Linked DNA regions of Homo sapiens: all the other regions are linked to region 1. A link is an interaction called in ENCODE POLR2A ChIA-PET data of the cell type or tissue named here. Cell type or tissue: HepG2. All regions are shown on one strand.

Evidence for each region. ChIA-PET counts read pairs that join two places held together with the same protein. Peaks named below come from ENCODE experiments on the same cell type or tissue, not always from the same donor. Only the 100,000 strongest peaks of a DNase experiment are listed, where the experiment ranks them.
Region 2: POLR2A ChIA-PET joins it to region 1 with 11 read pairs; 2 of 35 experiments call an interaction of 5 or more read pairs at or near these places.
Region 3: POLR2A ChIA-PET joins it to region 1 with 18 read pairs; 9 of 35 experiments call an interaction of 5 or more read pairs at or near these places.

Annotation. Positions count from the first base shown.
Region 1 is chr22:32,530,779-32,533,278 of GRCh38, reverse strand. All of the region lies in intron 10 of SYN3 (synapsin III), which reads left to right. It overlaps LOC124905103 (a long non-coding RNA gene), which reads right to left and starts at 1,428. Exons shown (of 3, transcript XR_007068067.1): 1 at 391-1,428. RefSeq lists enhancers at 313-950, 951-1,588. In HepG2, a CTCF peak has its summit at 1,176; DNase peaks (open chromatin) are centred at 598 and 1,138; H3K4me3 peaks cover 1,569 bases.
Region 2 is chr22:32,719,822-32,722,321 of GRCh38, reverse strand. The region is part of intron 6 of SYN3 (synapsin III); the gene reads left to right. Among named protein-coding and RNA genes, the nearest start is that of TIMP3, 81 kb to the left of the region's middle. In HepG2, no CTCF peak of the experiment used is centred here; a DNase peak (open chromatin) is centred at 1,191; H3K4me3 peaks cover 402 bases.
Region 3 is chr22:32,627,838-32,630,337 of GRCh38, reverse strand. The region is part of intron 6 of SYN3 (synapsin III); the gene reads left to right. LOC107985545 (a long non-coding RNA gene) reads right to left here. Exons shown (of 3, transcript XR_001755504.2): 3 at 419-1,992. Among named protein-coding and RNA genes, the nearest start is that of SYN3-AS1, 54 kb to the right of the region's middle. In HepG2, a CTCF peak has its summit at 2,099; a DNase peak (open chromatin) is centred at 1,047.

The sequences.
Region 1 (2,500 bases):
GCAGAGCATTGAGGATTTGGAAGGGGGATGGAATGGTACAGGGGCATGAATAGAGGGAAAGATGTAGGGAAACAGAATGGTAACAGAGGGCTCACAGAGGGGCTGTGGGTCCCGGAATCTCTCTCAAGACCCTCCAGCAGCCCATGCCTCTCCCAATCCTATAGTCCTCCCATCCCCGCCGCTTCCTCTCTCTGTTTCCCCGTATCCCACTAACCCCCACCTCTCCTCCATGTCTTCCCAGTGTCTCTCACGGTCCCACAGCCCTCCCGTCCCCTCCCCAACTCTTCTTCCCTGCCCCCCCACTCCATGTCCCATGGCTCTCCACTGCTTTCCCCTGAAAAGGCCCCTCTGGCCTCAGAGTCCGCCATAACTTCCCATCTCCACACTCACAGCTCCAGTGCCGCGTCCAGCCCCCTCCTTCCATGGGCGGTGCTGACACAAGGCCAGGACACGTGAGGGAGAGCCCTGCGGCCGTCCCCTCCCCGGGGTGTGGGCGGCTAATGGGAAGCACATGGCTGGGGTGACCACAGGAGCCAGCCGGTCCTCCCGTCTCTCATGTCTGCCTCGCTCCCCAGGGGCCCACGGCCAAGCAGGACCAGGTGACTCAGTGGGTGGGAGCCCAGTCATGCCAGGAGGGTGTTCACACCCAGGCCTTGGAGGTAGGAGGAGGGAGTCCAGGATGAACACAGCCCCTCTCTCCTCCCCAGAGAGGCCAGGAAGCTCCTGCAGGAAGAGCTGCATCTGCATTAGCAGACCTAGTCCCACTCTGGAGAACAGCTCTCCTCTCAAGGCCCGGAAACGCCTTCCCTCTGGCCGCCACCACACCTGAAGTTCCCCAAGTAGCCCCTACTTGGAGGAGCCATGGAAGGGGCTGGGAACAGACTCCTTGACCTGTACAGTTGCTCCCTGGAGGAGCCGGTCCCTCGCCTTCTGGGAGCTTCAGCCCAGAGGTGGGGCAGGAACCCCCAGCACGGCAGCTCCTGAGACCCCACCAGGTCCTCCTGCCTCTGCATCCCCTCACGGGGACCACCAGACATGAACCCAGATTTGGCACACACGCACTCATTTGTTTATTCACTGAGCCGCTGCTCCAGGAGCCAGCCCCCAAGCCAGGTGGACACAGTACAACTGCAAACACAAGAGCAGGGGCCCTGTCTCCTAGAGCTCCCGGACTGCCCTGACCCCCAAAGGCCAGCTCCTCCCTTGCACCAGCAGTCTCTCTGTCCCCTGTGAGCCCCTACCTCTCCGGGTCTCAGCTTTCAGTCTTAGGGAAAAAAAAAAAAATCTGTGTTCATGGGCTCAGGCTTCCTGCCTTTAGCCATTCAGAGGGTTGGGGATGAAAGACCTTTCACATTAAAAAAAAAAAAAAAAAAGTAAAAGTAGTGGGCTCGGACTTCAAAAAATAAGAAAACAACGTCTCCCAAGAATGTTCCAGGGGAAAAATGAAAGATAGCTTTTCAGATTTTTTTTTTCCTCGCAGAAACATTGCAGAGTTGTTTCCTTTGCTTTTGAGTTTGGAGTGGGGTCAGGGGAGATGGGAAGCTTGTTACCAGAAATATAAAAGGTATTTTCCCCCAGTAAGGGAAAAAAAAAAAGGCAGAAGAGATCCCAAAACACTGGTTTCTTCAGCCATCTCTGTGGTGAGAACTGAAAATGTGTGTGAAATGTTTTGTGAAGAGGCTCACAGTGAAATACTCAGGGGAAAAGACCCTTGAACTTGTCCTCTCTGACCTTGTCCGGGGAATGACATTGCTCACTGGAAAAATGTTTCCCTGGGGAGACGAGGGTGGCCACTTCCTTTGGCTGTCTCTACCGTGGGGATTCCAAAATGAACCTCAGGTTCCTTGCGGTGGCTGTTTTCCACTGCAGGGAATGTAGGAAACAGAGACCAGAATAAAATGGGGTTGGCAGGGGCAGGGGGAGAGAGGACAGGCAGGGTGCAGCAAGCCTGTGTACCTTCGCGGCAGACTCCACAGTCAGAGCTCAGCCAGTGGTGACTGAGAGACTGTCCCTGTCTGGGGCGCTGGGATCCAGGAGGCCTCAGTCCCAGGTACGACCTGCGCAGAGCTCAGGACCCTGCTAGAAGCAGTACTCACATTCTTTTTTTTTTTTTTTTTTTTTTTTTTTTTTGAGACGGGGTCTCATTCTGTCGCCAGGGGAAAGAGGGAAGAGGAAAGGCCTGTTTTCCGGGGCCCTGGCAAAACCCAGGCGGGAGGGAAACGCGTTCCACAGGGAGCTGGGCTATTCTCAAAGTGCTTCTATGGGGAGGAGCCTGAGGGATCCTAGTTTCCCCTTCTGCTCTTCTTACAAATAGAGCAACTTGGCTCACTGCAACCTCCGACACTCCCAGGTTCAAGCGATTCTCCTGCCTCAGCCTCCCGAGTAGCTGGGATTACAGGCACCTGCCACCACGCCCGGCTAATTTTTTTTGTATTTTTAGTAGAGACGGGGTTTCACCGTGTTGGCCAGGATGGTCTCAATCTCCTGACCTCGTGATCCG
Region 2 (2,500 bases), 190 kb before region 1:
CCATCAAGGGTCAAGGGAGAGGTGCTGGTAGCCACCATCGTTGTTTATTTAGTCTACTTAGGCAACCCCAACTCACCACCCTGTGGGTACGTTGTCCCCTGCCTCCCCTTGACACAACCAAAGGCATCTGCTTGGGAAAATACTTCATCAACTCCCTGCTTAAAACCCTCTATGGCTTCCAAATGGACAAAGACTAAGCTCTTTACATGGTCTCCAGACCCTTCGAGATGCATTGAACCGTCTGGCCTCATCTTCCACCGCTCTTCCTCTCGCTCATTTGCTCCTGCCATGCTGGTCTCTCTGCTTCTTAAGCAAGTTAAACAAGCTCCTTCCTACCACAGGACTGTGTAGCACCAGCCACTTCCCTGCCTGCAAGGCTTTACCCTCAGATGTTCCTGGAGCCAGCATTTTGTCATCAGTCAGGTTCCAGTTCAAATGTCCCCTTCTCAGAAAGCCTTCCCTGACCACCCCATCTAAAGCATTCCCTGCTCCCACTCACTCTTCTCAACACTTCTGTTGTTTTCTCAGACGATTTATCATCTGACATTGTCATGTTTACTTAATTGTTCAGTTGTTTACCATCTGCCCCCTTCACTAGAATGATAATGAAGGCTGAGAAAAGTGCATGTTTTCACAGCTATATTTACACTGTACCACCAGTGGGAGCTGGGGGGAATCTGGCACATAAAAAGCACTCAATAAATAGTTGTAAAATGAATTCAAAAGTGTGCTATGTCCTGGAACAAGTTAACTCTCTGGGCTTCAATTTGCCCATTGATAAAATAAAGGAGAATGAAATGGGTTGTATCAAAGGATTCTCTTTGTTCTCACATTTTCTGGATCTCTGGATCCACAAGTTGCCCTTGGGATGGATGGATGGATGGATGGATGGATGATTTCTGGGGGTTTTATTGAAGACACCTGGGACAGAGGAGTTATCAGGAGCAAGATGGAGGCAGGGAAAGGGGGCAAATAACTCCAGTCAGAATGTGCTTCTTTTACCCCAAGTGAGAGAGAGGCATGATCCCCTCTTTCCTCTGTGCCCACCCCATGGACCACCTTTACCCATGGCTGCACCAGGGGAGGTGGCAGCAGCAGCTGCCTGCCCACCACCGGGAGCTCCACCCAGGAGATAAAAGGAGCCGAAGGAATGTGCTGGCAAAGCTGACGTCCCTGTCTTCTCAAGGGTGTAAATGGGTTTCCTGCTCCCACAGGTTCAAAGAGCACTTCATTTCACAGCAAAAGTACAGCTAATGAGAAACAGATTGTCTGGCTCCAGCTGCAGCTCTGAGAGCCCAGGAGGCAAAGGAAAGCCCCCAAGAACCTGGATGTGAACGTGTGTACTAAGGGACTGTTTCCTCCCCTTTCTCTGGGGCCACAGAGCTATTTCAACGGCAGGGGAAGGAGTTGCAGAGAGGTGGGGGTAGAGGCAAGAGCAATGTCCCCACTGGCAGTTAAGAGGAGCCCTTGGGAGAGGGCTTCTGAGCTCTGGGTCTTCCAATCATGCTGAGTTCTTTTTAGGCCTGGGCGCCAAGTCAGGCAATGCCTAATAATAATAACAACAGTTTCCTTGTACTGAGAGCTGCCAAAGTGCCACCTGTGGGGTGGGAAGGCCACGGGCTTTGAGGCCACAAGGCCGGGTTTATGGACTCTGGTCCTCAGTTTCCTCCAGCCAGTTAGCACAGTGGTGGTGATCAGTGAGAATCCCAACACTGCTATTCACTGGGCAGTGAAAATAACACTATTTGGAGGTCCTGAGGACCTAGGTTCTAGCCTTGGTTCAGCCAAGTGTGATTCGGGGCAAGGCAGGCTGAGGCAATGGGCCTTGGATAGCAAAAAGGACTTACCTTAAAATTTTGATACTTCTCACATGGGCAAGTCACTTGGGCATTTCTGAGCATCTGTTTCCTCCACCGTAACCAGCACCAATAACATCAACCTCATGGCATGTAATGAGGGTCAAATGAGAAGAGACACATAAACTGCTAGCCCTGGGTAGGTGTTTGAGGTTGGGGTTGGAGCCCAAAGGCCTTAGACGCAACAGAGCAATCTGTGACCAAACCAGAAGACAAACCCAGGTTGGACTCACACTCAAACAATACAATAAAAGGTAACCAATAGTAGAGTGGGTACAATATCCCATGCTCTGTGCTGTAGATCTTAGTGTATCCTCACAAAAAGCACATGGGGCCGGTACTACCATTGCCCTTAAATAGCTGAAACCAGGGCTTAAACTGAAAAGACTAGATTCCAGAGTGTGTGCTAAGTTACTAGGCTATTCTTCAAAGTTTGTAGCTTCTCCTCTCTGCTCTGGGTATCTACCTGCTTCCTGGGATCCAATTGTCAGCAGACTCAAAGTGCCCAAATTGGGTAGCCAGCTGTCCCCTTGTCCCCCCTTCCCCTCCAGGGTGTTAGAAAGACTATTTCCCTCATTCAATAAATATTTCTTTTCTTCTCTCTCTCTCTTTTTTTGTTTTTTTCTGAGACAGTCTTGCTCTGT
Region 3 (2,500 bases), 97 kb before region 1:
CTTTAACCCAACCTGGGTAACATGGCAAGACCCCATCTCTAAAAATACATACATACGGCCGGGTGTGGTGGCTTAGGCCTGTAATCCCAGCACTCTGGGAGGCCGAGGGGGGCAGATCATGAGGTCAAGAGATGGAGATCATCTTGGCCAACATGGTGAAACCCCGTCTCTACTAAAAATACAAAAATTAGCTGGGCATGGTGGTGGGCGCCGGTAGTCCCAGCTACTTGGGAGGCTGAGGCAGGAGAATTGCTTGAACCCAGGAGGCCGAGGTTGCAGTGAGCCGAGATCGCGCCACCGTACTCTAGCCTGGCAACAGAGCGAGACTCCGTCTCAAAAAAAAAAAAAAATACATACCTATATAAAATAACATTAAAATATTTATTTTGATTTATGAGTTTGCAGGCACCTTCTCAGATTTTTATTTAATTTTCATCTCATTTCATTTTCATTTTTATTTAATTTTCAGGTCTCACCCTCCTTACCCTAGTCCTGGCCCTGATCATCCAGCTCTGTTCCCCTCCAGGGTACATGCTCTTAACCACCCCACTATGTGGCCTCTCCCAGTCAAGGGCACCATCAGGATTCAAAGAGCTTTGAAGGAGGTGACTTATACTGGGAGCTGGACGAGAAGGAAGATTGCAAAGAGGCTCCCAGGGGATGGCTCTGGCAAAATACAAAGAAAAAAGTTTATAAAGCGTTTAAATAAACCTGTGAAAGACAAGAAAGATAGTAAGAGAAAAAGGAGGTGTTTGGACCCAGGAAGCCAATCCCTGCCCACCAACCTCTCGTCCACACCGTGCCGCCTGCCTGAGAAAGCCTGGGCTGGCTGTCCCAGGGCTGACCCGGCCAGCCTGCTCTTGCAAGCCTCTTTCATCATTAGGTTCAACTGCTCAATGCAAACATTTTGATGAAGATTTTTGTATATAACAAGGATAGCAAATGATTCTTTGCATTACGTAGTGGTTAAAGTTTGCAAACACTTTCCCATATGTTACCCAGATGGCATCTGGGCCTCTCTCCTTGCCTCACAGATCTAGATGTGATTTTCTTGGACTTTCATTCATTTCACAATCTCCTAGTATATTTATGCAAATTCCTAGAGGATGGGGAAGCCTCTGTTCCTACCTCGAGGGCTGCTCTGTTGCTATCACTGACCCAGATCCCACGCTCAAATCCAAAGCGATTTCTGAGTGGGATGGATTTCACCAAATATTTGGGGAGCACACACGACAGGGTCAGAGCAGAAGGGGAGGAGCTTCACCTTTCACCTCTCAGGCTCCGAGCTCATAAACCTGCCCAGCTTGCCTGGAGAGCTCCAGGTTCTCTTTCTATCAGGCGGAGCAATTCTACCTGCCCAGGTCTAGGAGCCCTCCTGGGTCTAAGTCCCTCCCTAAAGAGCCCAACAGGGCACCTGGGAGACCACAGCCTCTTCCTTCAGAGAAAAGGCCCCCACTTTTCAGTTACAACGAGGGAAATTGAAAGCACACCACAGGAAGCATGACCAGCGGCCAGCACAGCTTACAGGGGGAACAGCCCGGCATCTTCCAGCTTGTAACTAAAGATTTGAGTGAGGTTTTTTTTTTTTTTAGACGAAGTCTCGCTCTTGTGCCCCAGGCTGGAGTGCGATGGCATGATCTCAGCTCACTGCAACCTCTGCCTCCTAGGTTCAAGCAGTTCTCCTGCCTCAGCCTCCGGAGTAGCTGGGATTATAGGCATGAGCCACCACGCCCGGCCAAATTTAAATGACTTTTAACCTCTCTGTCTCATTTTATTGTCAGAGGAATTGTGGGAGTCCCCTGAGAGCTCTTCTTCCAATCTCTCTGGCCCAGCCTCTTTGGGGCTGCACTTTGTCAGCACCAGCTTGGGAATGTAGAGAAATCCCCAGGCAGGAGCAGGTAATCCAGCTGCTGTTCCCACCAGTCCCAGATGTCCTTCCAGGGCCTCTTCCTCCTCATCTCCCCTCACTTCCAGTAATGGTCTTCAATATACCTTGTGAAAGAAGAATTCAAACTTGTAAATTAAATGAGGGCACTACATGGAAGCTTCTAGAAACACTAACATCAAGAGCAAGGGGAAAAGCAAAAGGACTCATTGGCCCCTCTCTGTGGAGCCTTTTGGAACTGTATCTTGCCTGCCCACACTCTTCTGGTAGCCGAGAGCAGGGCTGAGGGTGTGCAGGCTCCCTGGACCCCTGGTAAAAACATTCCTCTGGCCGGGTGCGGTGGCTCACACCTGTAATCCCCACACTTTGGGATTTGGCGGGCGGATCACGAGGTCAGGAGATCGAGACCATCCTAGCTAACACGGTGAAACCCCGTCTCTACTAAAAATACAAAAAATTAGCTGGGCGTGGTGGCATGTGCCTGTAGTCCCAGCTACTCGGGAGGCTGAGGCCGGAGAATCACTTGAACCCGGGAGGCGGAGCTTGCAGTGAGCCGAGATGGTGCCACTGCACTCCAGCCTGGGCGACAGAGTGAGACTCTGTCTCAAAACAAAA